2 separate regions of the Homo sapiens genome follow, and region 2 is linked to region 1. The links are chromatin loops, found by intact Hi-C in ENCODE. Cell type or tissue: GM12878. All regions are shown on one strand. Each heading gives the region's core, and the rest is flanking DNA. Links, peaks and the distances in the headings are about the cores only.

Region 1 (16,247 bases), core at 4,876-12,875:
GATGCTATGTTTGTGGCAATCTGTTATGCAACAAAAGAAAATGAACACAGTAATAAATGATATCTACCATGAAAACAAAAGGCCACCATCTCCATACTTACTGAAAAATATTATTTTCCCATTGCCATTTCAACAAGATATGAGTGCCTACCATCTCTATATTTATTTAACAGTATTCTTACAGTAGAAAAAAAGAAACAAAAGCTCTAGGAATTAGAAAGGATACAAGACTTACTATTTACAGATAATATGTCTGTGTATATAGAAAATCCAAAAGAATCTATAGCTAAAATATTCAAATAAGAAAAAATATAACTAAGTGTAGCAATATAGCTAAACTATTCAAGATCAATATACAAAATATCAATTTTATTTCTATAAGCAAGAAACAAACAGAAAATAAATTAAAGATAAAATTTGTAATAGGATCAAATGTATCAAATATTTAGGGATCTAAAATACATATGCAAGACCTCTATAAGAAATTTTTTAAACGTTGAGAGTTAATAAGATAGACTACTAAAATATTAATAGTTTGGGGAAATTCAATATAGTCTTTTCTCTCTAAATTATGTATTCAATTCAATTCCAATCAAAATCCTTGCTTTGTAAAGCTTTACATTTTGATTATAAAAAGTATATGAAGTTTTTTCCTCCTTTCTCTTCCTGAACATTTCAGCTCACAAGGGTGGGGACAAAACAGGGAGTTGTGTTGATCCAGAGTGAAGGATTGGGGCCTGAATGAAATGAGAAGGGCTCTAGTGGCGCCATGTCACCCTGCACAGTGCTGGAGGTCAATTGAGATCATTGTTGTAAGGTGGGCAAAAGAAATGAGGTATGAAAGACTGAACAATATCAGGAGGCACCCACACACAGATGGAGCATGTGTCTTCAGCACCTAAGGGAGGTGAGGATGGGTCATCTGCATAAGAGGGCAGCCTGGCACAGGGTGTCTGAGGAAGGATCAGGTGAAGATGGCATCCACTTGGGAGGAAAAATGGCAGAGGCAACCAATGAAAGGTAGAAGAGTCCCAAGTGGGAGTGAAGAGTGCATCTGCATGGGAGCAGGGACACAAAAGATTGGTTACACACTCGGGGTTAAACAAATAACTAAATACAGCAAGTCCTGGAATAATGCCGTTTTGTTATAACATTGACGAGAAAAAGAAATCATAGCCAAAGCCACTGTGTGTATGGAGTTTACATGGTTTCCCCAAGTCTGCGTGAGTTTTTCTCCAGGTTCTCTGGTTTCCTCCCACATCCCAAATCTGGGCACATTAGGTTAACCGATGTGTCTAAATGGTCCCAGTCTGAGTGAATCTGGGTGTGTGTGAGTGTGCCATGCAATAGCGTGTCCAGAGCCGGTTCCCACTTGGGCCCCTGAGCTGCTGGATAGGTTCCAGTCATCTGCCACCCTGAACTGGATAAGCATGTTGGACAAGGAACAAATACATGAATGCAAATTACTGTAAAATAAAAATTTGTAAAGTTTATGATAATCATACAAATGCTGCAATACACAATGATGTCGTACAAAAGTGCTCCATGAGCCTGCCATATTTGTGATTGGTTTTAACTGTATGGAGGTAGGAGGTGATCCTTACAAATTGCACTTTGCCAACATTCATTTCTTGATTTCACCCACCACCACTACAACTGCCATCATTCGCTGATTCACCAAACAATGGGTAAATAATATCTTATTACTCTTTCTTCCTTATATGTATGTGAAGCTAACATTTATTTTAATGTTCAATATTACAAGTGGTTTTGGTCTTTATTTACATTTGGTGATGTTTTTGTGGCCAGAAATATGTCATAGGCACAGATCTCTTGCTTATATCAATTAGCCTATGGTAAAATTAATTTTGTTTCACATCTTCACTTAAAGTCAGTCAGTTCCCAAGAAGACCTATTGATCATGTTAAGTGAGGACTTACTCTGTACTAAGGATGAAGGGAGTCAAGCTGTGTCAGAAAAGGGAATTACAAATATAGTTGACCCTTGAACAACACGGTTTGAACTGTATGGGTCTACTTATAAGCAGCTTTTTATTTCAATAAATAGACTGAAATTTTTTTGGAGATTTGTGACCATTTGAAACAGCTTATAGATGAATCTGCATGGCCTAGAAATAAATTAAGAAAAAGGTATGTCATGAATGCACAAAAAATATAGGTAGATACTCATCTATTTTATCATTACTACCATAAAATATATGCAATCTATTATAAAAAGTTAAAATTTATCAAAATTTATGCACATACAGCACATGGCACCATTCACAGCTGAGAGAAATGTAAACAAATATAAAGAGGCAGCATTAAATCATAACTGCATAAAATTAACTATAATACACACTGTACTACTGGAATGATTTCATAGCCACCTGTTGCTTCTGCAGTGAGCTGAAGTGTTGCAGGTATTCCCTTAAAATGCCTTGTGATGCTAATCATCTCTGCAGAAGCAGTTCATCTATCCAGGAAATTGTATTTCACAGTAAAAAGTGATGACTTACGGCTCTTGCATATTTTTCATTTTGTTTTGTTTTGTTTTGTTTTTGAGACAGAGTTTTGCTCTTGTTAACTAAGCTGGGGTGCAACGGCATGATCTCTGCTAACTGCAACCTCTACCTCCCGGGTTCAAGTGATTCTCTTGCTTCAGCCTCCCCAGTAGTGGGGATTACAGGCACCCACCACCACACCTGGCTAATTTTTTGTATTTTTAGTAGAGACGGGGTTTCACCATGTTGGCCAGGTGGGTCTCGAACTCCTGACCTCAAGTGATCTGCCCGCCTCAGCCTCCAAAAGTGCTGGGGTTACAGGCGTGAGCCACCACGCTTGGCCTTTTTCATTGTTTTTAATGCAATACTGTGAAACTTAAATAACACCATGGAACCCATACAAAGTGCCACCATTGATGCTGGAAGTGCTCCCAAGAAGTGGAGAAGTCATGACACTGTATTAAAAAGTCTGACATTGTCAAAGTAGAACATTTCTGAAAAGAAAACTATGCTTTCTTAAAATTAACAAATTATAAACCATTGAAGAAAATAAAACATGGATCCATATTGATACAAGTAAATGAATAAATTGAGGGTTTTAGGAGGAAGAGAGATATTTACATAGTCTCAAATTACCTCCCCACAGGATACTAAGTAACAGGACAAATCAAAATTGTAGGTCACATGATAAGATGCAATGAGACAATTACAGGATCACTTCTGTACAGGATATACTTGACCAAAGATGTAAAATCTCTTTGTTCCCCATACCTCAGCCTGACACAATATACCCATGTAACAAAGCTACACATGTACTCCCTGGAACTAAAGCTGAATTTTTAAAAAAGTATGATGTAAATTTAATCACAATGAAACACCAGAAACACCCAATTGACGAACATTCTACATTACTGGACTTTACTCTTTGAAAGATTCAAGGTTATAAGGTCAAGGGAAAACAGGAGCTGCTCCAGACAGAGTCTAAGAGACACAAGAACTAAATGCAATCCATGGTGGGTCTGAATGGATTATATAATTTTTCTTAAAATCGGCACATATTCTCACGATGCTTTTCAAACTAGATCTTGATTTAGATGTAACTCATCAGTAGATTCTACATAGAAGACTCAGATTCAAATTCAGCAGCACCTGGAAAGAAAATGAAAGAATGATGCTCCTTACCTAAAATATTTCATAGTTAACTAAGTGTAAGTCAGTAAAAGAGAGTTGAGAACTTTATCTGTTTTAATAAGAAGGAAAAATATGTACGTATGACCATGATACAAAATTACTGTTTAATATTAAATATAATCTGCCCATAGTTGTGCATTGAACTGTCATTGTGGTTAAGTATCAGAGCTTTTGGTTTTTTCACTCTTCATTCCTGTATTCAGCAACCATGTGACAATAAGCAGTGGAGTTACAAGATGAAGATGAACAGTTCACTTCTCAAAAATCGTATGATACAACCTGAAAAAACAAACAGGCAATTTCTTTACAGAATCATAGATACCATGACAGGTATAAAACAGGACACTATTGGAACACACAGAAGGGACACCTATCCCAGTTTTGTGTCAATATTGCAGGCTTTTTGGTGGAGGCAATATGTAGGTTGATATCTGAAGGACAAGGAAAAGATGTGGCACATAGAGGGAAGAAGCAAATGCAAAGAGATTAGAAAGAGCACTGTGGAATTCTATATAGTCCAGTTTGGCTGAATGCTAGAGCAAAGGGGTAGAGTAGGGTATGTGGCAAGAGACAAGGCTGAATAACTTGACAAGAACCAAACTGATGTAGGTGTTTTTATTGCATTCCAAGCAACTTAGAGCATTTCCTGAGTGCAAAAGTAAACCAATCACAAAATAAATAATTGGAGATTTTAAACATCACCTGTCAAGTAACTGTTTTTGAACTCTAATTGTTTGGCTAAGTATTACTAGATGACTCTGGTCTTTTGGACTTAAATTACTACCATGTCTTTGAGAAGCTGATGATGACTTTGTTTCTTGAGTGCAGTTTCAGTGTGCTAGCTGACAGTTCCCTAGGGATGGCAGAAATGAAGACGGTTTAGAGCCAGAACAAAAGAGATAGTTAGGTTCCTTGAGATTTTTTTAAAGCTATGGAACATGATGAATTAATGAAGCATAAGTATATTCTCCATTATGAGTATTTATGTGTTTCTGTCTTTTATGAAATGTATATAGGAAAAAAAACTTACTGTAATACAAACAGTGGAGAGGAAAGCCACTTGCTATTTATAGTTTATTTCAGGAATCAATTAATTAATCTAAATTTAATTAATTAATTTTGGCAACATACGTTCTTCTACTTCTCTAGTTATATTTTCTATCAACTCTTGCTGCATCTGAAATAAGCCAAATATTCATAATGTTTAAGTTAAACAGAGAAATTATCATGAAAATGATAGATCACTTATAAAATATGATCTTTCATACTTTTAGAGACAAGACCTAACTTGAGGATTGCGTAAATAGAAAAATTAACTACATAAACAAAATAAAAATCCTACTTATTTTAAGTTTAGATAAAAGAGAATATATATGTGTAATGCTCTTGACATTAGTCTAATAAAAAGTGCAATTAATATTAGTCTATGGAATATACATCTTTCAGAAGGGCAACGTTTTCTTTTACTAGTTACAAAGGTTACACAATTCAAGTCATATTTTGCAACAAACGCATTATTTTCTAATTCTTAGCAAAACTCTGACCTTTATAAGAGTTCAATCAGTTTTTTCACTTTGGTAGAATTCTCCTTAAAATACACTTTCCATTTTCCTCTTTTGGAAAATTAAAATTTTAAATACATTCCATGTTATTAACTTTTCGGGACAGAATTTTAAATATGTACCTGAAGAAAGTGGTACTGTCACATAATATGTGAAAATTCTACTGGCAAAATATTAAGTAGAAATATTATTCTATCTGCATTGCAACTAATTTTTTTACATATGAATAAAAAATCTTCCTTTCCATATGGGAAACAAAGATTTTTAAAATTTACTTGAAAAAAGAATATAGATTAAAACCAGTTTACAAACTTGGTTTCTTTGTTTCATGACCTTCTAGAATTAGAAACAAAGAAAACAATATACAGCCTTTTAATTGTAACTTTTATGCTTTTCAAAAAGTAGTAGCATTTTTTGAAACATCTAATTAACTGTAGTTCTCTACTTAATTATGAAATTGTGTGGGGATACTTCAAACTATATTGCAAGTGTTCCCATCTAGAATGTTTTTATTTAAATCTTTTGTGCAAAAGGTGTTCTCTCACTAAATGCCCAGAAAAGGTTCTAAAATTCTTTACTAAACATAATATTTTTGGTGACAATGACAATATGATATACAATGCCTTTACAAGTTTTTTGACCAATAGCTTTTGCAATATTTTAAGAGATAGTTTTCCATAATCTTTCTGTGATCATAACATTATAGACAGGCCTTATAAAACTAGTGACATGACAATAGAATTATGAGAAAAATTTTATAAAAGTGATAACTCAATATCAGATAAAGGGAGAAGGCTTTATTGAAAGAAATTTACTTTATCATTAATGAACACTATGTAAAATGTACATTTTTACGTGACTTGAATTAAAAAACTCTTAAAGTAACATTGTTATCTTTCCCCCAAAAGTTCTTCTTATACTTCCTATCTGTAATAGATTGTATTAATTTCTTTATACCCCATTCACAAATACATTCATAGTACATAAATTTTACTAGATAAAAATGAAGTACCTTTCTCATCAGCTTGCTTGTTTTTATGCTAAAGAAATAACTCTCTAGATAAAGAATATTTTTTGTATAACAAATTTAAGTAGAGGACTTTTTTTCTCTTTTGGTAGAAGTAGTTGCCCAACCTTGGGATGGCCTCCTCCTACATACATTTTTTTTAGCCTTTCACTGACCCTTGAACACTTTACCAGTTGCTGAGGGCAACTGCCTTTGGGTAAGAAACACCAGATCAGATATAAAAGCTCAGAGGGTAAAGAAACAGACTCAGAACACGGGAGATGCTCTGAGAGGGGCACCCGAAAACACTGGAAAATGATCTTGAGTGTTAATGACTCCAGTGTTGTCCTGGCTGTTGGGAGGCTGCGGTGGTTTTACCCATATTCACAAGGGGGAAATGAAAACTATTAAATAACTTTTTTTTTTTTTTCTGAGACAGAGTTTTGTTCTTGTTGCCCAGGCTAGAGGGCAATGGTGCAATCTCGGCTCACTGCAACCTCTGCCTCCTGGGTTCAAGCAATTCTCCTGCCTCAGCCTCCCGAGTAGCTAGGATTACAGGTGCTCGCCACTGCGACCAGCTAATTTTTGTATTTTTAGCAGGGACGGGGTTTGTCCACGTTGGCCAAGCTGGTCTCAAACTCCTGACCTCAGTTGATCCATCCTCCTCGGCCTCCTAAAGTGCTGGGATTACAGGCGTGAGCCACCACACCCGGCCTAAATGACTTTTTAAAATTCCCTTTTATTTTATTCTTGCTTTCCCATTAAATCACACATTTTCCTCACATTTCTATGAATAGAAATTCAGAACTTTTATCCCTGGAATTTTTACTGAGTGACTTAATACAGTACCTGGCACAGATTATGGAAAGGAAAAGGAGAGAAAAATGTCTTGGTGACATTAATCATTGTCCTGTTTGGTTAGAAAAGGGTGCCATTAATGGCTTTTGAAGTGTGTAGAATAATAGCCTAGCAGAAAATAAATATTGCCAGAGGAAATAGAAAAGCTTAATAAACTGCTAATTTTTATGTTATGCATAATACTAAATCAAAAGTTCCGTTAGTTCTGTATGGAGTGAAATACTTAAATATTTTAAATAAAAACGCTCCTGCTTTCTCCATGGCCTGTTTATTCAGCTTGAGATTATGTTTCAGTTGGTGGAGGTAGCTTGAAGTCCAACATTAATAAGGAAAGCACAACCGCAACTTTGTTTATACTTTTTTATTTAAAAAAAAAGTAAATAGGCCAGGCGCAGTGGCTCATGCCTCTAATCCCAGCACACTGGGAGGCCAAGGCAGGTGAATCACCTGAGGTCAGGAGTTCGAGACCAGCTTGACCAACATGGAGAAACCCCACCTCTACTGAAAATACAAAATTAGCCAGGTGTGGTGGTGGCATATGCCTGTAATCCCAGCTATTCGGGAGGCTGGGGCAGGAGAATCACTTGAACCCAGGAGGTGGATGTTGCAGTGAGCTGAGATCGCACCATTGCACTCCAGCCTGGGCAACAAGAGTGAAACTCTATCTCAAAAAAAATTAAATTAAACTAAATTAAATAGAACAAAGCCAGGAAATCATGTTGCCAGAGGGCTCAGGAGGGTCTCCAGATACCTGTGAGACCGCAGCCCCACCTGGCGTCCAGATTCTTGACACCATCACTACGAAGAATTCAGGGACAAAGGCTCAAGAAGCTTTTATTGCAAAGTGAAAGTACACACAGGAGAAGAGGACAGATGTGTCCGTGACAATGAGTCATGCACAACAGAATTTGGGGTTTCTGATTTTACGGGTGTTCAATTGAAAGGTGGAATCATCATTAGATATTCTGAAAAAGGAGGGGATATCAGGGACCTCTGCTAACCACCCCCTTTCTCCCTTGTTTGGGTTTCCTCAGAAGAGTCATGGACATGCCACCTTGACCGGGATTTTGGCCATTTTCTCTCTCTTAGTTTTATTGCCCTAAATTCTAGCCATACCAATGGCTTTCAGTGCTCCAAATACATCCCTCCATGCCTGGGTACTTTAGCCATGCTTTCCCCAGTCAGTGATGGTGGGCTAGGCACCTTCCAAGGCAAATGCTCACATACTCTCAGGACCTACCTCTAACACTTCCAGGGCCATGACTCAGAGGTTCCTCCAGAAGCCATGTAGATTACTCCCCAATTCCCCTTACTCCATGCATCTCGTACATCTCTATTCAATGCCATACCATACTGAATTAGAATTGCCTGTTTTAAGAGTGTTTCACAGGCACTCTTGTAGATGCATTTCAAAACTCTGAAAAGTGACTGATACGGAGCTGGTCTTGACTCAATAAATCCCTCAATCTTTTCTCCCGGTCCCATCACCTTGCCTACGTTTTTCTCTTGCCTGAGCCTTAACAGGTAGCACTCACTGTCTTCTGGGATGGCTCTGCTTATAAGATTCTTGAGGATGCCATTCAGAAATACTTGTATTTAAAGAGTATGTGAGATGATGAATTTGCTTAACTGTAATAATCATTTCACTATGTATAAATATGTCAATATATCATGTTGTGCTTCTTAAATTTATACAATTAATAAACTAAAACTTTTTTTAAAAGCCAAAACTAATTGTGTTTAGGAAACCAATTTAGAGATTTTAAAAATTAGCCCTCAAAGACATTTTCAAGCATGTTCTTTCACCACCCTTGTACAATTCACTCATTACCTGGGAAAAATTAAGCATTTGGCACTGAGGAATAATTCAGAGCAACAATTCTAGGGGAAAACGAGAGAGCTGAGTTGGTGATCAAAAAGAACTCAAGCCAACTTTAAAGGCAATTAGCTCCTAGCATTGCAACCACGGCATCAGAGGTGGGGCCTGCCCTCTGTCTTGCACTCATCCCCTTCAGGCTGAGCAAGGTGTTATTTTTAACTAGTTTGTGAATTATAATTCCCTTCACCCTTATGTTAATCATTACCTATTTCACAGGGATGCCCTTATGTAATGAAAAAACCATACAGGATAGTTTGTCTCATGGCGCCCTCTAGTGATAATACAAAGATCACAAACAAAGAAAGTTAATTCACCCAGTGCCAGAATGTGCCAAGAGTAATAGTACTTTTCTTTTCTTTTCTTTTTTTTTTTTGTTTTTGTTTTTGTTTTTTTGGAGACGGAGTCTGGCTTTGTCGGCCAGGCTGGAGTGCAGTGGCGCGATCTCGGCTCATTGCAACCTCCGCCTCCCGGGTTCAAGCGATTCTCCTGCCTCAGCCTCCAGAGTAACTGGGACTGCAGGAGCACGCCGCCATGGCTAATTTTTTTGTATTTTTAGTAGAGACGGGGTTTCGCCGTGTTGCCCAGACTGGTCTCGAACTCCTGAGCTCAGGCAATCCGCCCGCCTCGGCCTCCCAAAGTAGTAGGATTACAGGCGTGAGCCACCGGACCCGGCCGTACTTGACTTTTGAAAAATAAAACTTTCTTTACTCACAGATTACATTATTGAACAACTAGAAAATCCTATCAACAACAAGAACAATACAAACTTCTGGAACTAATAAGTGAGTTTGGCAAGGTCTCAAAATACAAGGTTAATATGCAAAAGTCCATTTCTTTCATATATATCAGTAAAGAGCAATTAGAATTTGAAATTTTAAAAAATACAATTTACAACAGCATCAAAAATAATGAAATACAATTATACATCTAACAAAGTATGTACAGGATATATATGTGAAAAAACTACAAAACACGTATGAAAGGCAACAAAGAATATTTAAATAAATGGAGAGAGAGTACATGTTTATATATTGGAAGAAAACATTTTTTAATAATTTCAACTTGTATTTTAGATTCAGGGGGTACATGTGCAGGTTTGTTACATGGCTATATTGCTTGATGCTGAGGTTTGGAATGTGATTGATTCCATCACCCAGGTACTGAGCAAAGCACTCAAGAGTTAGTTTTCCACACACTGACTCCCTCTTTCCCTCTCCCATTTAATAGTCCCATCATTTATTGTTGCCACATTTACAGCCATGAGTACCCAATGTTTAGCTCCACTTATAAGTAAGAACATGCAGTATTTAGTTTTCTGTTAATTTTATGTTAATTCGCTTAAGATAATGGCATCCAGCTGCATCCATGTTGCTGCAAAGAATATGATCTCATTCTTGTTCATGGCCATAGTGTATATGTACCACATTTTCTTTATTCAGTCGACCGTGGATGGGCACCTAGGTTTATTCCATGTCTTTGCTATTGTGAAAAGTGCTGTGATGAACATACGAGTGCATAGGTCTTTCTGGAAGAATGATTTATTTTCTTTTGTATATATACCCAGCATTGGAATTGCCGGGTTGAACGGTGGTTCTAAGTTTTTTGAGAAATCTCCAAACGGCTTTCCATGGTATCTGAACTAATTTATATTCCCACCAGCAGTGTATAAGCATTCCCTTTTCTCTGCAGCCTTGCCAGCATCTGTCATTTTTTATTTTTGTTTTGTTGTTGTTGTTGTTGTTGTTGAGACGGAAGCTCGCTCTGCTCTGTCGCCCAGGAAGGAGTGCAGCGGCGTGATCTTGGCTCACTGCAACCTCCGCCTCCTAGGTTCCAGTGATTCTCCTGCCTCAGCCTCCCGAGTAGCTGGGAGTACAGGTGTGTGCCACCACGCCCAGCTAACTTTTTGTATTTTTAGTACAGACGGGGTTTCACCGTGTTAGCCAGCATGGTCTCGATCTCCTGATCTCGTGATCTGCCCGCCTGGGCCTCCCAAAGTGCTGGGATAACAGGTGTGAGTCACCACGCCCGGCCCTTTTTTTTTATTTTTAGTGATAGCCATTCTGGCTGGTGTGAGATGGTATCTCATCGTGGTTTTGATTTGCATTTCTCTGATGATTAGTGAGGTTGAGTATTTTTTTTTTTTCGTATGTTTGTTGGCCACTTCTATGTCTTTCTTGAGAAGTGTCTGTGCCCACTTTTTAATGGGGTCATTTTGTCTTTTGCTTGTTGAATTGTTTAGGCTCCTTATAGATTCTGGATATTAGACCTTTTTCAGATGCATAGTTTGCAAATATTTTCTCTCATTCTGTAGGTCATCTGTTTACATTGTTGATAGTTTCTTTGCTGTGCAGAAGCTCCAGTTTAATTGGGTTCCACTTGTCAATTTTTGTTTCTGTTGCAAGTGCTTTTGAGAACTCCAAATTCTTTCCCAAGGCCAATATACAGAATGGTATTTCCTAGGTTTTCTCCTAAGACTCTTATAGTTTGAAGTGTTACATTTAAATCCTTAATCCATCCTGAGTTAATTTTGTTTTTTTTTTTGAGATGGAGTTTCGCTCTTTCGCCCATGCTAGAGTGCAGTGTGGCATGATCTCAGCTCACTGCAACCTCCGCCTTCTGGTTTCAAGAAATTCTCCTGTCTCAGCCTCCTGAGTAGCTGGGATTACAGGTGCTTGCCACCACACCTGGTTAATTTTTGTATTTTTTTTAGTAGAGATGGGGTTTCACCATGTTGGCCAAGCTGGTCTCAAACTCCTGACCTCGTGATCCGCCCGCCTCGGCCTCTCAAAGTGCTGGGATTACAGATGTGAGCCACCGCGCCTGGCCTTGAGTTAACTTTTGTATATGGTAAAAGGTAGGGAGGGTCCAGTTTCAATCTTCTGCATACGGCTAGCCGGTTATCCCAGCACCATTTATTGAATAGGAAGTCCTTTCCCCATTGTTTATTTTTGTCTAATTTTTTGTAGATCAGATGGGTATAGGTGTGCAGATTTCTTTCTGGAGTCTCTGTTTTGTTCCATTGGTCTATGTGTCTATTTTTGTGCCAGTTCCATGTTGTTTTGGTTACTGTAGCCTGACAGTATATAGCATAAAGTTTAGTATAAAGTCAGGTCGTGTGATGCCTTAAGCTTTGTTCTTTTTGCTTAGAACTTCTTGGGCTATTTGGGCTCTTTCTTGGTTCCATATGAGGATTAGAATAGTTTTTTCTAATTCTGTGAAAAATGGCATTGGTAGTTTGATAGGAATAGTATTGCATCTGTAAATTGCTTTGGGCAGTGTGGCCATTTTAACAATAGTGATTCTTCCAATCCATGAGCATGGAATGCTTTTCCATTTATTTGTGTCATCTCTGATTTCTTTCAGCAGTGTTTTGTAGTTCTCTTAGTAGAGATTCTTCACTTCCTTACTTAGATGTATTCCTAAGTACTTTTTTATGGCTATTGTAAGTGAGATTGCATTCTTGATTTGGCTCTGAGTTTGAATGTTACTGGTATATATCAATGCTACTAATTTTTGTGCATTGATTTTGTATCCTGAAACTCTGCTGAAATTGAAATTATTTGCCAGTTCTGGGAGCCTTTTGGCAGAGTCTTTAGGGTTCTCTAGGTATAGAATCATATCATCAGTAAAGAGAGAGAGTTTGACTTCCTCTTTTCCTATTTGGATGCATTTTATTTCTTTCTCTTGCCTGATTGCTCCAACTTGGACTTATAGTACTATGTAGAATAGGAGTGGTGAGAGAGGACATCCTTGTATTACTCTAAAAGGAATGCTTCCAGCTTTTGCCCATTCAGCATGATGTTGGCAAATAAATTTGTCATAGATTGCTCTTATTAGTTTGAGGTTTGTTCCTTTGATGTCTAGATTGTTGAGGATTTTTATCATGAAGGGATGCTTGATTTTATCAAAAGCTTTGTCCACATCTATGGATATAATCATGTGGTTTATGGTTTTAATTCTGTTTATATGGTGAATCACATTTATTGATTTGCATTTGTTGAGCCAACCTTGCATCTCAGGAATAAAGTCTACTTAATCACAGTGAAATAACTTTTTGATGTGCTGCTGGATTCAGTAGTATTTGGTTGAGGACTTTTGCATCTATGTTCACCAGAGATATTGACCTGTAGTTTTCTTTTCTCGCTATGTCTTTGCCAGGTTTTGGTATCATGTTGACACTGTCTTTATAGAATGAGTTAGGGAGGAGTCCCACCTCCTTGATTTTTTTGGATTAGGTTCAGCAGAATTGGCACCGGCTCTTCTTTGTACAACTGGTAGAATTCAGCTGTGAATCCATCAGGTTTGAGGCTGTTTTCATGGGGGCTTTTTAAGGTTTTCTATTGCTGATTCAATTTTGGAACTCAATATTGGTCTGTTCAGGGTTTCAATTTCTTCCTGATTCAATCTTGGGAGGTTGTAGGTTTCCAGGAATTTACCCATTCCCTCTAGATATTTTAGTTCGTGTGCACAGAGGTCTTCATAATAGTTTCTGAGGATCTTTTGTATTCCTGTGGGATTGGTTGTAATGTCATCTTTGTCATTTCTGATTGTGCTGATTTGGATCTTCTTTTATCTTTGCTCATCTAGCTGGTTGTCTATTGATTTTGTATCCTTTCAAAGACCCAACTTTTGGTTTCATTAATTATTTGTATGGATTTTTGGGTCTCCATTTGCATTCAGTTCTGCTCTAATTTTATTTCTTTCTTTTCTTCTGCTAGCTTTGGGGTTAGTTTGTTCTTATTTTCCTAGTTCCTCTAAGTGTGATGTTATATTGTTAATTTGAGATCTTTCTAACTTTTTGATGTAGGTGTTTAGTGCTGCAGACTTTCCTCTTAATACTCCTTTTCCTGCATCCCAGTGATTTTGGTATGTTGTATCTTTGTTATAATTTACTTCATATAATGTTTTTTATTTCTACTTAATTTTATTGTTTACCCAAAAGTCATTCGGGAGCAAGTTTTTTCATTTTCATATAATTGTGTAGTTTTGAGAGCTCATCCTGGTACTAATTTCTATTTTTATTCCATTGTGGTCTGAGAGTGTGGTTGGTATGATATGGATTTTTTCTAATTTCTTGAGACTTGCTTTACGAGCAAACATGTGTTTGATCTTAGAGAATGTTTTGTGTGCAGAAACAAAAAATATATATTCTGTAGTTGATGAATTGAGTATTCTGTAGATGTCTATTATGTTCAGTTTATCAGGTATCCAATTTTGGTCCAGAATTTCTTTGTTGGTTTCCTGCCTCGATGATCTAATACTCTCTGTTAGTGGGGTGTTGAAGTTCTCCACTATTTATTGTGTGGTTGTACAAGTCTTTTTGTAGGTCTAGAAGTTCTCATTTTATGAATGTGGGTGCTCCAGTGTTGGGTGCATATATATTTCGAATAGTTAAGTCTTCTTGTTGAATTAAACCCTTTATCATTATGTAATGCCCTTCTTTGTCCTTTCTTACTGTTGTTGGTTTAAAGTCTGCTTTACCAAAGAATCACAACCCCTGCCTTTTTGGTGTTCTGTTTGCATAATAGCTCTTTCACCAACCCTTTACTTCAAGCCTATAGGTGTCATTATATGTGAGATGGGTCTCTTGAAGGCAACAAACAGACGGGTCTTGATTTTTTTTCATCCAGTTTGCTACTCTGTACCTTTTAAGTGAGGGCATTTATACTGTTGACATTAAAGGTTAATATTGGTTTCTGAGGTTTTGATCCTATGGCGAAGCTGATAGCTGGTTGCTTTGTCATTTCTATTGCATGGTTATTTTATGCGGTCTGTGAGCTATGTAACTTGTGTGTTTTTGTGTTAGCACACAAAACACATGCTCCACAACAATCTCTGCAAAGGAAGGGTGGGATGGCTCAGCTTACTGGTCCTGGCAAGCAGGTGCTCTGACTGCCTGGAGATATGCCTGGGCATGAAGTAGAGAGGGCCTTGCTGTACCACAATCTCTGTACAGGAAAGGTGTGACAATTCAGGCTGCTGAACCAGGTGAATGGATTCTCTGAATGCCTGGAGAGATTTGCCTGGGCTTGAACCAGGGAGGACTCCTCTCGCACCAGGATCTCTGCACAAAAAGGATGGGGTGGCTTAGGCTATTGCTCCAGGAAAGTGGGTGCTCCAAATGCCTAGAGTTCAGCCTGGGGGGTGGAGCAAAGAGGGACCCACTGTACAACATCTCAGAGGAACAGGTTGGGGCACCCAGCAATGGCACATGCAGACCAGTTCCAGGTCACCAAGCTGGCCCTGGCTGCAAGTCTCATTGAACAGGAGAAACTGCAGAACCCTCTTCATCCCAAACCCAGGCATATCACCAGGCGGCTCTCTTCCTATCCCAGACCTGTGATGGAGGAAAATACAATTCCAGTGCCTACTACTGAGGTGCTTTCCACAATTACCCCAGTGTGGAAACCCCTACCCTTCTCCAGAGCAAGCATGAGAATCTCTGGCCCAGACGAAAATGCCTGAACAGCCATACTGCCAGGTTCCCAAAGAATGTCTGACCCTGTACTCACCCAGATTAAAAATGGTGTCCTGCTCTTGGTCCTGGATCTGGGAAAATATCTGCAGTTTTCCTTGTGTTTCCCTCCCAGCATCTCCAAGCCTCCCCTCAAGTTAGCTGCAGAGTTTGGGAGAAACAAAATGCTCTCCCTTGGCCTGGGTTGCTCAGATCCCCAGTGGAAAGACGAGTCACAGACAGAAGCTCTTTGCCTCTCTCAGGTACTGGAGCTTCGCTCACTTTTATCAGCTGGATACCATCGCGGGGGCGGTTTGCCTGCATTCTTCTCCCTGAGATCTGGGGTGTCCTTCACAATTCCAGTGGATTCCCCTTTTCCTAAGTGAATTAAAGCTCAGGGAGTTGGTCTCTATGCATCATTTTGCTATTTCCAAGTAACTGAGACATGCTAAAAATCATCTGCCATCTTGGAAAGAAAAAAAAAACTTGACTCTTTTGGATGAAGTTGTAGTCTTTCAAATAATAGTTAAACTCAACATTACTATTTAGAGAAACGCTGACAAGCAATTTTAGAACAATATCACTGTCTAAATTATAAAGCTTCAAAATTACTTAGCTTAAAAACTAACAGATCAAGTTAACTACATGAGAATATTAAGGGGAAAAAAAGCCTTATAAAAAAAAAATTGGGAGAGAGATATAAAGTATCCTGGACTAACATTTTAAAGGTAAGTTCATTTACTAACATCATTTTCCAAAATTGTATTATCTAGTTACCTTTCAGTTCCCAGTAA
Region 2 (16,247 bases), core at 2,627-10,626, 100 kb after region 1:
GACTTACATCTTGGATTCTTTAGTGAATTAGGTTACTTATCCCATATAGTTGGGAAACATATACATAAAACTAGCCTCTACGAATTAGTGCAAGGATTCTAAAAACATTCACTTTTATATATACCTTTGAATGGCCAATTATGTGTGAGGCCAGGGATCTATAAGATGAATAGGATATAGCTCCTCTTTTCAAGGGGCTCATAGGATAGCAGAAATACACCTTGTTGTGGCATCACATTGTATCAAGACTACTCATTCAATAATTATTTTCTGAATGAATGGTCAACATATATAAAAAACACAATATAATCTTAAAAGAAGTTTTATGGGTATAGATTTAAGAAAAACAAATGGCAACTTCCAGCAACTGGTATCAGATTAAACTATAGCTTACATTCTGTGTTTAAAGACATAAATCTGTCTGTTCATATGTTGGTTATGACTTTTACATTAAAATATCATTTAAACGAATGAGCAATCAGTAGTATAAACAGAGTTACAACTAAATTTGGATAAAAATGTTCAATAATTAACTCTAGCACGTATACAAAATTAGAAAGCCTATCCAAGCACTTAGTAAAACACAGAATATTTGTCATATCCATAGTTTATTTTAAAAAACTGTTAAAAACTAACCATACAGGTTTATTAATATACTTAAAAAGTTTGTTCCCTATGTTGAAGTAAAATACATTAGCAACATCTTCCGGACACCATCTTTATAAAAGTAAAACTTCTAGATCCTGAAATGTACTACAGTAGAGTCTATAGTTTACACTTTTAATCACAGATTGGAATTCATTCTCCTTACTCCCCTACTTCCCACATGTGGCAGTTATTACTTCAAAATTAATGACATTCACTCATGTTATACTACCACAGATCCTTAAATAGAGTACATACTGCATAATTACTAACAGAGCCAGTCTTCTCTATTTGTTGTCACATATTTCATATAAGCATTTGACTTAAAGTACAAATAGAAATACTACATCCCATAATTGTAAACATTCACCAGGAGCTTCCATAGTACAGTAAGTAACAGAGGTGGCCCAAGAGTCAGTCAAGTGTTCTTCACTCACTGGATACTGCTGAGATTAGGAAAACTGTTTTGAAGGCAAATTATCCTAAGTCTTACTTGTATTTCTATAAGGATGCAGTTCTGGATATATACTTTCAGTTGAAAACACCTGAAAGTCATTCTATAGTCTACATTAAGCACCACTTTCACTTACCTGAAATATTTTGAGTTAAATTCAGCAGTATGTACGGTTGTTAATATCAGAAATTAAGAATAACTGTGGGTCTCAAGTTCCCTTTTGTGGATACATACAGAGTACTGAGTTCCCACTGATGCTAATAGGAACCGCTCATGCATACCAAGGGTAGTAACTCCCCCAGGGCCACATGCAACCCCCAAGTCTGAGGCACAACTATTACTTCTGCCAGTGGATGCTATACAAGCATATTTAAGGCTGTATTCGGCTATAAAGAGTTCAACCTACTCTTTAATATTCTTTCTATGTAGATCACATACACAATTCAAAATTTTATAGGACAGGTGAAAAGTCTCCAAACACTTTTTAAATACCATTCTCCATACAATTTATTGTCAGCATATTTACATAGGGGAGTGTTCACACTTTAAAATGCAACCACAATTTTCAAATTGTTGTCACAATTTCTCCAGGATTACCCTCATTCTCATTTTCCGACTTTTGGCCAGCTTCACATTTGTCAGATTGTTCATTGCAGTTCTCAGGCAATTCTGATGTTGCTCTGAAGGAGAATAAAAGTTAAAAGTATTCACTGCCACCCACTCTGGGACAGGCTTGGTTGCAAAGAAAATGGTGTTCCTGGCGCTGAAGGATAACTAGGAAACCCATCAGGCTGAGCTGGATAGCTTTCCAGAGCCGAAGCTGAATGGACCTGATGGAAAGAAGAGCGTGTGGTTTAGCAGAGTGCCAAGTTCATTCAAGCCTGCGCTTGCTTCTACCCATGCCACACAGAGATATTCAGAATAGGAAAGAAAGACAAGACAAAACTCTGAGGCACAATAAAGTCTGCTCAGTCACTTAAAATTTTTAAGAAAATGTTCAAATTTCTTCAGGTGAAGGAGATGCATAGAACTGTCATTAAAATATTTAATATTCTCTCAAAAGTCAATAGGTTTTCTACAGATAATGTGCTTTAACGGTCAATCATTAAGCTTGAATTACAGAAGACAAGTTAACATTTAACTGTCATGAATAGATTCTTAAATTTTATCAAGTGAAATCTATAAGCAGGAAGGAAAAACAATTCATACAGATAACTATATCCTACCACCTCTGTTACTCTCCTGAAAGAAGACAAGCAAAATTTGCAAATTTGGAGAGAAGTAATCATCATCAAATCTCTATGCATTCTGCTAAGAGCCATTTTTTGCCAATGTTGGGATATCGCAAATGATACTGCAATGTTATCACTACAGAAGTTAGTTATACATGTTACCATGTAATTTATGCCAGCCATTGCTGCTTACCTGCTGTAACAATGCTGACTGCGCAGCCGCATTATGCTGTAATTCTTGCAAGGATGATTGTGAAGGATTCTGAGGAAACCCAGGGATACCCGGGAGGGACAAAAGGCCTGGAAAAACAGAACTGCCTGCAGCTTGAAGTCCAGATGATAAACTAAAACAATTGACAGAAAAACAAGTTAACTGCAGACAAGACATAAAAGCTACTGTTTCCATATTTGTCAAATACAATCTTAAAATGTTAAAAACAAAACAAAAACCTTAGAATTTATTCCTCTGTTGGAAGGACCATAAAAATCAGCCATTCCCTGATATGAATCTTTCTACTGTGAAGTATATTATTCGAAATTCAGTAAGTCTGTTTTGCATATAATCCTTTCTGCTGTCTTATAAATAAAACTATCAAATACAAATCCAAACATTGTATCAACAGGCATTAATATTTTATACATTTATCTTAACATGGTTCATAAAACATTTCAGAGTGCTAAAGTTTTCACCCAGAAAAACATCATTTAGATTTTGACATTCATTTTGATGACTTGAAATGAAATGTGAACTACAAGTTAGGTGAAGAATAATTTTATCCTATTTCCAAACTATCCACATACCCGGCTTGTGCAACAAGAGCGGAGTTGAAATTGGAACTGAATGCTGAGGCGAATCCTGGGAGGACTGGAGCTGGGGATGGGGCTGTGGCAGCCACAGGTAGTGGTGTGACAGCTGCGACTGTAGAGGGCGCCTGCAGCCCCGGGAATGAGGGAAGAGCAGGGGTAACGCTTGGGGTATTAGAGACAGAAAAGCCTGGATAGGAGGGATTTGAAGATGACAGAGGTCCTTGAGTAACAGAGAAAAGTGAGGGAACAGCAGTGGACAGGTTGAGGGGGAAAGGTGCTGCTGAGACTGGTGCTGAAGCAGAAAGCCCTGAGAGAACAGCTGCCGTTGAGCTAGGATGAGGGAGAGATGTGGAGGTGGCAGCGGTAGATGAGGTGGCTATTAATGACCCTGGGAGAGATACTGACGGATTAAGAGATGGGTTGCCAGTTAAAGGAAAATTGTTGGTCAAAGAAGTAAAAGAAGGAAGAGCAGTGAATACTGGTGCAATGGGAGTGGAGGAACCATGTGGTGGAAGGGAAATAGAGGAAAGAGGATTTGAACCATTTAAAGGAGTACTCAAGCTGGAGAGACCTGACAATGCAGGATTAAGGCAAGCAGATAAACTGATGGGCACGGATGTTGAAGTATATGCACGGCCCAATGTCCCTGACAAACCTAAAGTGCCATGAGAGGGATTCCCAGAATGAGATGGACCTTTGAAGGCCGAGGGAGTAGGACTTGTGGGCTCAGTTTTGATCATAACAGGAAGAGTTGTTGCAGCAGGGGTAGATGAAATATGCAGATCTGAGGTACCTGGGTGGGGGCCACGCAAAAGGGAGGCTGAGGAGCCACAGCTAACTGGCACTGACGTGGAAGCTGATGCAGCAGTGGCTAAAGGAGACTGTACAGGCAATGTCAGGGGAGTGGAAGTTGAGTTAGCCACGGGAGACGGCAGGCCTGGGAACAGGGCCAACCCTGGAGTGGAAGTCCTCTGTGGGGTAGGGATGGCTGATGGGGCATAGCACTTGTTAGGGGCTGAAGCAGAAGAGTCAGAGTTCTGAAGAGTAAGAGAAGATAGTGAAGCCAGCCCACTTGTGACAGCAGAGGATAAAGCAGAGGAGTTGATTAAATTGGTGTCATTGGATGTCAGAAAACCTTTTAACGCAGACAAAAGAGGACTGTTCACACCAAGTGGACCGGCAACGCTGGGAGTAGAGCCACCAGCAATTACAGGAGTCGGGTTGGATAGGCCTTGGGATGTTGGTGGTAAGGGCAAAGGGAGCCCTGCAAAAACTGATGACAATGAAGCAGAATTTGGGTTGCTGGTAGAAGCAGCAGAAGAGCTGGTGGAAAAGGGGAGGCTAGTGAAAGGTGCAGAAGTAGAAGCAAATGCTTCACTGGAACCAAGAGTGGACCGTGGTGTAGGTCCTGGGGTAGGAGTGGCTGCGGTAGGAGTGGCAGAAGGACCTGGCAGTGACACTAGGCCAGAAAAAATGGAAGGAACAGGAGTGGTGGTTGTACTGTGGATGGATGTAACAGGTGCAGTGGGCAATGAAGGGGTTCTGATAACTGTTGGGTTTGGTATTGATGGCTGAGGTGTGTGAACGGCTGAGGAGACCTGCCCTGGGAACACAGGAAGGACAGTATTCAGCAGGTTCATTCCAGAAACGGTGGCAGCTGCTGATGCTGATGGATGATTAATTGCCTTGACTGGGGATGCAGTAGGAACAGGAGTTGCAGCAGGTGTTGAAGGATTAGAACCATGAGGAGAAAAGAGTTGACTTGCTGGGGTGGAAAATGCTATATGGAAGGGGGAAAAAAGGCAAGAATGTATCATCATGCTGAAACGTCAAATTTTGAATTAAAAAGCATAACCATTTTTGTAATATTTAACAAATACCAAATAAAAAATGACAAGTATAACAGGCTCTTGTAATATCTAAATTGCTGGGTTCCATTTCTCAGATCTTTACTCTGGAGCCAGTCAGATCCAGTTTTCGTCTAGACTCTGCTCAAAATAGCCCTCCAAATCACAGGAAGTTTTGAGAAGCTTGCGAAGTGTCCTTTCATGTTTTTCCGCTTTTTAAAAATTAAAGCATTTATTTTAATTGTGATTAGTGCTGCTGCACTGACTTTACCTCTAATTCTTTCAATCTACTTATCTAGAGTCAGTCAGTCCCCCTCATAGGAGCTTTCAGAACATGGCTTCCCTTGCAGGGCCATACAAGGCTTTCCAGGATTCATGCCCAGCTCTCCAGTATTGTTTGTTGCCACTCTGTGAGTTGAATTTAATATTCCAGATTGTTCATCTGTACAGTTGCCCCGCCCCACCCCCATACATTTGCTCATACTGACCGCTCTACACTACATTAACCCCTAACCCTTACCTGGCAACTCCTTTAGGGGCAAAAGCTGTGTCTAATTCATCTTTATAGTCTTAGTACCTAGCACAGAACACAGCACCTGCATAGTTAATGAGCGTCTGCTGGGCTGGATATATCATAATTACCTCAAACTACAGTTCCCAAACCCACTCAAGGACTATTCCCAACACTATTTCTAGAGTTTGCTATTTTTATTCTGATAAACTCTACAAATAATAAGCATTTTGGGGGATGATGTGGGCTCCCCTCTGAATGTATTCAATGGCTATCCCCACCTGTGATAATCTTGGTGTCAAGGGATATCATGACTTAGGTAGCTAATGTCATAAACACAACTATCATCTGATACTGTACTCACATCAAATTCTGTTTCAGTTGTAGAGAATGTTCCTGTTGCAGTGATAACCAACTGAGAAATATTTTCATGGACTAACACATTTTACAATTTATGTATAATTAAGATTCTTTTGACATAAGCAAGCTGACACGGTCAACGAATACACTATGCTACTCATAGATGGGAAGGGACAATAGGAAGAAAATGGAGGTAAACAACACATACATAATTCATTTGCACTATGTGAAGGCCAAGGGGTGTCACATTGGGCTGAACAAATTTTGTAGTTGTTTTAGAAAAAAAAAATGATTGGAAAATTGACAGTCATATTTAAGTACATAAACTGAAACTCAAAAGTCCTTAAGTCTTGACCGTATTAATGTTGTAAGCAGTGATTTGGTTTCAATAAGACTAGCTATCATTTTAAACTTACAGTACCTATAAAAATGGATTTGTACGTTTTTTGTACTTAATTTCTTTTATAAGAACTAAAAGGATAAGGAATATATACCTAATCTTATGTTTGTAAATAATGTACCAAAAAGGTATTTAAGTCCATAGGTGTTGGGTATCATTTGAGAAATCACTATCTTATTTATTAAACTATATGCTGAAGACCATGTAGCTAATGACAAATCTGAAGGTAAAACCAAGCTATCCTAGAGTATTATTTATAGCAGCCTCTGTTGGATCTTTTTATTTAATAAAGCAAAAGCTATGCATTATTAATCATAGCACTTGCAGGTAAAAATGAAACGAACAAAAATAAAAAAAATCCCAACCACATACCATAATAAACAGCACTTTCCAGTCATCTAATTTGGTTATTAACCATAAAACATGATCTGTCAAGCCCTGTGCTAAGTTAGGCCCATCATTTCACTTGTCCTCACAATAACTCTCTGAGATAGAAACTAACACCCTCATTTGACAGATGGGCAATCTGAGGCTTGCTATGACTAAGCAACTGGATAAAAGATCATGCAGCTACTACATGGTGGAGCCAAGACTTGAGCCTGGGTCTTTCAGACTCATGTCTTTAACTGCTATACTAGTTTGTCTTAATTTGTTTCTTAATACAGTTCCAAAAGGAAAAAATAAAATCTTAATCATGCTAACATCGTACAACATAGGAAAACAATATGCTATTCCTGCCAATGGTACTTACAACAACTAACCTGATTACTCCCTTCAAAAACATTTGAACATAAAATAATAAAGATGAACATAAAAGCTGAAATTTCCTCAATCTCCTTTTCACTGGAGTTAAATTACCTGTTCAAGGTCACAAAACTAGGTGATGCCAGAGGCAGGATAAGAAACTGGATGTCCTGACATTTCACTTAGTGTTCTTTACACCCCACTATGCTACCTCCTTTAGAAACTACCAGCTGAGAAGCACCTGCTAGGCACTGTTCTCAGGGAATGGAATTCTCCCACTGAGACTCCTAACTATGTACTACAATGGTCAGGCTATTGTGCTACTTTGCTAAACAAGAACTGATGTAGTTTTGTCTCATACAAGAAAGCCTCTCCTTCCTGACCACACAGATCATCACCTAGGGGAAAAATACAACGTCGCAGCACTGCTGCCATCTGGAGGCACTATGTAGGACACACTTCATTTTCATTTTTCAATTCCATTTTCTGCTTTGGTGCCCCTTGTTCTTTCCTACATTAAGATATGCTTAATAATACTTATTGAAATAATGAACTCTAAAAATAGAATCTGACTAGCATTTGTCAAAAAGGATTTTTATCATCCCATGTGTTTATATCAAAAAACAAATGAGGTTTCCAGTATCACAGAATGTAAAGTGAATGTGAATGCAAAGCTACGCAGTACTTACATTACACTGCAAGTTTTGCAAATTGTATAAAAGTCCTAAGATTAATTTTAAATTCAGTTAACACGTGCATTTCATGTTATGTATATAATATGTAACACTAGTAAACCACTTTTAACAAGTATGAATTATATTCTTTAACCAGAAACTTTTCCTAAAACATAACCATTCCAAATATACTCAAATTATTCTCAGTGAATAACAGAGCAAACCATGACAGATATCCGTTATCTCTGGATCAAATTTGCTACTTACTTTGATTCTGTATAGGTTTTGACGGATTCGAAAGGTCTTCATTCTCTATATAAAAATAAATAAAAGTTCATTTTAAACTTTAATCAAATATTTGCCACCATAATAAACAGATATTTGGATAAAAAGAAAAACACAGGATATAAATATTTATGGACTATGTTAGGAAAAAAATGTACACATATGGGAAAATAAATAAAAATAGTAGTAACTCTACTATTATTACTACTAATACTTTACTACTCTATCTGAAGAGCAAGAGGATTACCAGAAACTGAGTGAGTGCTCTTTTATCCCCTAGCATCTCTACCTTAGCTTGTCAAGTTTTAAATACACACTGTTAATTTTACATATATACTATATTCAAGAACACTTTCTGGAAAGATGCTGGCCTGAGGGTGCCATCCAGGAGAAAGTGTACCCTGCAGCTGTAGTGCAGAGAGGACCACTATCATTGGCTGACCTGACAGACAGCTCCTCTGAGTACCAGTGCCTACAGGAGTGGGAAGACTGAGAAGCGAGGTGGCAGCTGGATGAATAAGTGTAGAATTCGCTGCCATTCACTGTGGATTGTCCAAGCCAACAGAAAGAAACTGTCCTGCCCATTTGCTGTACTCAGCTTGGGAAAGGCCCTATATTAGGAATTACCATGGAGAACTAGCCTAGTTGAGGCTAACTTGAAGCCTGTGAGACTGACAACCCAAAGCACACTCCTCAAGGGAAAGGATCTATCCAAACAGCCCATCAGCCAAGGATACAAAGGGAGAAAAATTTAACCTCTTATGGCTTGACAATAACTGCCCAAGAAACCAATACTGTGACAGGCATACAGTGTAAAGGAAACCTCCACGCCCTGGTATAGTGAGCAAAGAAAAACCACAGCTTGTTTGAGGAATTCACGAGCTTGACTGAGGTGACAAAAAATAACCACCAGAACAATGGAGATTTAATTAAAGAAAAAGGACTTTTAAAACCCGACACACACACACACACACACACACACACACACACACACACACACTACTGGGAAATAAGCAGAGAAGACTTTTACATATAAAAATCTGATTCCAAATTAATAAATGGAAAGAATAATAAAGATTAGAAATAAAATGACTAAAAGTTAAACTATGGTTGGAAACAAGAAACAAATATCACTTAGAATGCCAAAAAAAAATTTTTAATGGAAAAGATGTCATAAATGAATGGGTTAATAGGCTTAGAAAGCAAATACAGAAAATGTAAAATAAGAGTAGCAGGAGGAGGGGAAAAAAAGCAGAGGAAAATGCAACAATTAAAAGAATAACGAAAACAAAATTTTCCTAAGCTTTAAAGACTTGAGTTTTCACATCAAAAGAACTTACAGAATGCCAGAAAAGATTAATGACAAGATACACACCTAAACATACTGGTAAAATTTCTGAAATCCAAAGATAAAAAAAATTCTTTGTAAGCTTACAGAAAGAGACCAAGTTCCCAATAAAGAAAATTATCTGGAATTAAATTTCCCATCCACAACTCTATACATGTGTCCTTTCTGAAGTAATTTCTTACACGTCATTTTCTACCAAAAGAAAATTATAACAGGCACATCAAGACAAAGAATCAAACAAACAGAAGAAACAGTAACAAGTCATGATCAAAGGCAATTTTAAAGAAATTAAATATCAGAAGCAAAAATGTCTAGTATCCCAACAAAACATACAAATTGATTTTAAAAAGGAGAGGTCGGGCGCAGTGGCTCACACCTATAATCCCAGAACTTTGGGAGGCCGAGGTAGGCAGATCGCCTGAGGTCAGGAGTTCGAGACCAGCCTGACTAATGTGGAGAAACCCTGTCTCTACTAAAAATACAAAAAAAAAAAAAAAGAAAAATTAGCCAGGCATGGTGGTATGCCTGTAATCCCAGCTATTTGGGAGGCTGAGGCAGGAGAATTGCTTGAACCTGGGAGGCGGAGGTTGTGGTGAGCCGACATTGCGCCACTGCACTTTAGCCTGGGCAACAAGAGCAAAACTCTGTCTCAAAAAAAAAAAAAAAAAAAAAAAAGGGAGAGAATATGGAAGTAAAATGATATATAGAATAGTTTTAAGTTTTTGTATACTGACAACCATTAAGAATAAGAAGGTAATCATTGGCGATATTAGAGAAAATTTCTAAGTTTGGGTGGGGTCAAGGAGAGAACAGTTGTTAAAAAAACAAAATGGCAATTTGACCAATACAATTTAGCAAAAGGTAAGAAAAACAAAACTGGAATAGAAGAATAATGAAAATAAAAATAAAATGGAAGGACTAAGAACAAATGTGTAATTTTTATTATTAATAAAAATTCCTATTAAAAGTCTAACAGGTTTAAAAATAAAAATTCAGCTATACACAATTTACAAACCAAGCCAATCTACCAAATAAAATCATAGGGGAAAAAAGTTTAAAATAAAGGTACAGGCAAAATATTTTTTATGAAATAAAAATAAAGTCAGGACAATATTATTACTGAATAAGGCCTAGGAAATAAAGAAATATTTTATAGTAAGACTATAACTCAGCTGATATTATTTTATATCTATCTAGAAAACTCAAGAGACTTAAAAAAAAAAAAAAACTAGAGAGGGTAATTAGTAATAAGCACCTAGAAATGAAACATTCTATTTATAATTGCAACCAAAAATATCTCTAAATTCTATAGACAGATTTAAGGAACAGAATCTGCATGTAGAAAACTACAGTATCTTCTTGAAAGGAATAAAATAAACCCTGGGGAAGAAAACACTACCAGCTTGACGTGATATAAAGATATATACACATAACTGAATGGTAAGACTTACTATCATAAAAATGTCAGTTCTTCTGAAATTACTATATAGCTCTCTCTCTGTACACACACACACACACCCCTGTTGTTTTAAGTTGCAGAAAATGATCTTAAGGTTCAGATGGAAGATTTCTAACGATAATAAAAATACAAAAATATATAAGGGGGAGCCTGCCTTATGAAACATTAGAACACACTACAAATCTGGTAGTAAAATTAGTATATAATAATAAAATAACTACAGTGGAATTTTAATAAAGAACACATCAAACTCATGAGTAAAACAAACAACAACTGATATAAATAAAAATTAATTTTTTGTTAAAAAACACAAACAAAAATGTAAGCTAAATTAGTCTACCAGACTGGCAAAGTTAAAAAAATGAAAATCTTCCATGTTGAAAGGGTGTGAAGAAACTGTAGCCTCATATACTCTTATGGACAGGTTTAAACTGGTATAGGGTTTTTGGAGAATAGTTTGACAACATATGGGAAACCATTCATTGTTCATATCCCATGTTACCAAAAGACCCACTGAAAAAGGTTGGCCTGGCAAGTGTTGGGGTGTTTTAGTCCTTCTCACTGCTTTTTTATGAGCCCTTCCTCTCCATGGTAGGCATAATTTACTCAAATGGTGGCATTCATTAAGTCAATGATACTTCTCCATAGCACGTCAAAGTTTTACCACTCATGAGAAATAGTTCTTTTTCCCATAACTAGCCTGTGTTTACATATGTGACCCAAGGCCACTTGAATGGAGTCTTTTATGTCATTAGCAAAGTAAATGGGGAGACAATCATGCCAACTGGCCGTGGAACTTAGGCTACAGTGGGCTGAATTCCAGCTCCTGCCCTACCTCTGACAGGCACGGGATACCCAATTCACCCCCTCCCCAAGTAATTACTCTTCTAATCTGCATGTGATAAACTGCCTTTGTGCAGAGTATTCTTTGCTATCCCGCTGTCAACTCCATACACAGTCATCCATCAATTTCAGTTTCTGACAGTTCCTTTGCTGAGTCAGAAAGGTGCCTACCCTAGTGTCCAAAGATTCTTAATAAAAGTTTAGAGGCAGAAAGTCCCCCAGCTCTCTTCAATCTGGCACTTAATAAAGATCCTTGAAAAAAAAGTTGATACTTTGATCTCTCTTGGGTTCTCTGTGCACAAATTCTAGCATTTCCCAAAGTTGCTTAAAGAACCACCAGTAGGTCATTAAAAAAAATAAAAATACCAGGCACCCCCTATCACAATACACTGAATAGAATCTCTACAAGTGGGGAACTAAAGGTATTTTTTTAAAAGTGCTCCAGGTAGTTTCAGGCTACAGAGAAACCACCTCACTGTTGCTTTGTCATTCCTCATATTTGATTATCAGTCTGTTTTCACCTGTTTCTTCCTTAACTTAATTCAATTAAATGGCAGCTTCATTATTGGGTCAACAACCTTTAACAGTATATTATGCAAGCAGCTCACGTTTAATTTAGTGGGGCTGATTTGGATGCCTCTCCTATGAGTTTCCATAGCACCCTAACCCTATCACAGCACTGATCATTCCAACGCATCTCTTTGAATCTAAGATGCCACTTGCTATAAATCACATTCTAATTTCAGAGAAATTAAACTATAAAAAATGTGCAATTGAGAACCAATAATGTAGAATATATTGAAATGGCCTTCTCTTTCCTCATCTGTATTTTTTCACTAGACTAAACTCTTTGCAAACATGACTCTTTGTGCACCTCTGTATCCACAGCACACAACACATGATAGGGTCACCTAATATTCATTAAACATGTTACTGAACAGATGCTATTAAAATGTTAGCCTATATTACAAATAGAGAAAGTGAAGTCCATCAAGACTATGAAAACTGTCCCACATTACCAAGGATTCACTTCCAGATCCTTCAGACTCTTGAGCTTGTGTTCCCTCTGTTAGAATACGTCATGCCAAACAACTGTCCGTTCCAAGTGTACATTTGTATATGAATAAGTTACTTAAACACCCCCAAATAACATTTTACCTGTTCCTACAGGATTAGGAGTATATGGAGGTGGAGGTGGAGCTATGACATTCGCTAATGGTACCAGACCTGCATTGTTATAAGCACCTAAAATAAAAACACAATAGAAAAAAATATACCTTAGGACTGTTCTGTGACTGGTATTGTTCTGTGACTAGGAGTTCAAACTATATTAATGCAGCTATTCAATTTATTATAAAAACTCCTATTTAATACAGTTGATTTTATATGGAGGTTTATGTCTAGAGTTAAGTGAAAACTGACACCAAATGAAACAACCAGAGATTCCTATTTCCCACTGCATGCTCATTGCAGGGATAAGTTCAGTGAATGGCATGGCAGGCAGAACCTGCTATACTTACATTATTTGTCTTTTCTGCCAAACGCATATACTTGACTTTTTGAAGTTAAATGCATGAATGATGCCTCTGAACTACCAACTACCAAAAAAAGGAATTCAAGATGATTTACCAAAGTGAAAACCCATAAATAATGAATGACTAAAAATAATCTAATTAATTTATCATAAAGAAAATATCCTAAATAAACTATCTGCTGCAGTGTTGTAGGCCAGGACACTACTAGCTAACTATGGGCATAATTAAGCTCACAGTAGCATTTCATAAGTGCTACAGATTTGCCAACCACATAGACCAGCATTTACTTTCAATTTAATAAATAAACAGCAAAAAAGAAAAACAAGTAAAAAATAAGGGAACTCCTTACTTGGTGCAATAGTTGCATGTGGTCGGCATGGAGGTATCGGATAAGGAACAGGTTTATGTGGATTATATGTTGAAGGAGGCTAAAACATGGGGGAAAATACAGCAGTTAGAAGAAAATCAAGTAAGCTGTCTCCTGGCAACTTGTCTTTCAAAATATTTAGTCCTAATATGCTAAAAATGTCCCCGCATATCATACTACTGGACTACATGGGACAACAAATGAGGGAAATTTCTTTGCTTTAATAAATGTGGTTGCTATTAAATTCCAAATGCAGATCTTGCCAAAGATGGCCATAGAGGTGGCCAGAGATTTTTAAAATCATCTCCAATAAGGGGTTAGATCTCATTGTAAACAGCAAACTCCTCCCAGGCCCAGCCTAAGTTAAACCAAGAATTCCTGTTTCCTCCTACATAACAAAGACAAGAAACCTTCTAGGTTTTACAATCTCAAATTACGCAAGAACTCCCAATGGCAACATCCTCCTAAACTGATAGGAATTCATCCTCTCATTCCCACCCTCTTTCCTCCTTTTAGAAGAAAAAAGCACTGTTTGCGTTAGCATTTGGCATTCTGACAACTCCAGTAGAACATAGACTGGAATCAGGAATTCAGTATGTTAGTTGTTCTGCCTTTTGAAATCCATAAATCCACCAATACTTATTTTACAGTTGATGGAGCTTACCTAAGTAACAAAAAGCATTCAAAGCACTGGTCTTTAGAAAACTGGAAGTATCTGAAGCTAAGCCAGATGCTGTACTTTTTACCTACAGAGAGAGCATGTGCATGCCTGTGAGGCAGGGGAAAGGACCCACTGGTGGTAAGGGAGCCAGATTCTTTCCAGCTCCCATAATTGTGGCCCTATCTGAAGTCTTGTGCAAGAACCATGATCTGTTACTATTCTGCCATAAACAACTCCACTGGAGTTCTTGTCATGTGGACAGGCAGGTTTTGCAAGGTGGTTGTATGCAGGCCTCTAGTACTTCAACTCCAAAGATCCTTCAACCCATGGGGTTGTCTTCTCCTGTCCTGTTTACATTGCAATCATTATAATCACTATCTTGTAAATACTTTCAACCTGTGACTTCACTGTGGTTTCACTAACACTAATTCAGCTAAACTACAAACTTAGTTAAAACAAGCTCTCCACACTCCGTATCTCCAACTGAGCAGCTGAATGCATCTCGAGAAAAAAACTGAAAGCAATTTCACTGATTCTACTTTAAAATAAAAAGCTCAATCTCAAAGGGGCTCTTACTACTGTTAAATATTTATGTTTCCCTCATCCATTCACTCTCTCACTCTCCTACAATTTCTAGAATACTTCAAACTTTGCAACACAAAAATAAAATTTATGCTTTGAGTAAAAAGGAAACTTTATGTAGGAAGGAGTTTGGGCTTGTTTCATCATTTTCTAAACATACTGGTTTGGATGGCCCAAGAATTCGTGCAGCTATTCCTTTGCCTTCGTTAGTACATTCTTCACCATCTTTTTTCAAAGGAGTTCCCTATTAAAAAAAAAAAAAAAAGGTAATTGAAACTTAAAAAAAAAACCCTCAAACCAGTAACAATAACCAACCTCACTGTATTACACTGAAGAAAAGGACTTGGTAAGAGTGTAAAGACTTGCATTCCCATTTCAGTTCTGCACTGGCTGGCGGCATGACCCTGATAAGGTCCTCAATCCTCCTATGCTATGGAACTCTCATATCACATGCAAAGGTACTCAGAAGTGAACATGAAAAACACAGAGAGGATGACAGGAAAATATAAGGTATCCACAGGGACTGGTTCTAGGACCTCCCCCATAAATACCAAAATACATGGATGCTCAAGTCTCTTATATAAAACAGCATAGTATTTGCATATAACCTGAACATATCCACCCATATACTTTAAATAATCTCTAGATTACTTATAATACCGAATACAATGTGGATGCCGTGTAAATAGTTGTTATGCTGCATTGTTTTACTGTATTATTGCTTTTTTTCGGAATACAGTATGTTCTGATTTTTCTTCTTCACAAATAGGAGCAATCAGAAATGAACTTCCAATGCCACAGTATGTATAATACTCAAAGAATAAGAGTACCTATGTTACAGTTGAAAGTAGATAAGAAAAAATGGTGTTCTCTATAAAGATTAAGTGTGATTATTTATATTGTCAAGGGTAAATGAGACCTTATTCAAGACTGTTAAAATTAACAGATCAGAATAAGTTGATAGATTATTGCAGTGTGTCATCGCCCTAACACTGTGTGTGGCTAAATGGTATATACTAGTGTGGAAGCCAACTCCCAAGATGTCCCCCACTGATCCTCATCTCCTACCTGCCCTTGCACCATTCCCTCCCAGAATGAATGGGGCTGACCTGTGTAACACATGGGACATTGCAGAAAGGATGGCATCTGACTTCCAGGCAGCTTCCACTTGTCTTCTCTTGCTTGGATTACTTGCTCTGGTAGAAGCCAGCTGCCATGTCATGAGGACATTCAAGCAGCATTACAAAAAAGTCTTTGTGGTGGACAACAAAGGACTCCTGCCAACCACCAACACTACCTTGCCAAGCATGTAAACGAGTCACCTTGAGGCCCTATTCTTGGGCTCCAATCAAATTTTCAGATGAATGTAACCTCATGAAAAGACCTGAACCAGAACTATCCAGCTAAGCGTTCCAATATTCCTGACCCATAAAAGCCATGTGAGGTAATAAACATTTATTGCTTTAATCCAGTAAGCTGTGGGGTTGTTATGC

Evidence for each region. Peaks named below come from ENCODE experiments on the same cell type or tissue, not always from the same donor. Only the 100,000 strongest peaks of a DNase experiment are listed, where the experiment ranks them.
Region 2: it touches region 1 in a loop (2.9-fold over the local background); 5 of 110 quality-filtered maps call a loop at or near these places.

Annotation. Positions count from the first base shown.
Region 1 is chr13:38,906,360-38,922,606 of GRCh38, forward strand. It overlaps the pseudogene ANKRD26P2. Among named protein-coding and RNA genes, the nearest start is that of STOML3, 76 kb to the right of the region's middle. RefSeq lists an enhancer at 14,597-15,796. In GM12878, for the core only: a CTCF peak has its summit at 9,252 (motif pointing left); no DNase peak of the experiment used is centred there.
Region 2 is chr13:39,009,559-39,025,805 of GRCh38, forward strand. PROSER1 (proline and serine rich 1) reads right to left here. Exons shown (of 13, transcript NM_025138.5): 7 at 14,915-14,998; 8 at 13,494-13,572; 9 at 12,768-12,854; 10 at 7,942-7,986; 11 at 3,133-4,918; 12 at 2,525-2,675; 13 at 307-1,929. The coding sequence ends at 1,807. Among named protein-coding and RNA genes, the nearest start is that of PROSER1, 20 kb to the right of the region's middle. RefSeq lists a silencer at 11,554-11,848. In GM12878, for the core only: a CTCF peak has its summit at 7,417 (motif pointing left); a DNase peak (open chromatin) is centred at 6,752; H3K27ac peaks cover 313 bases.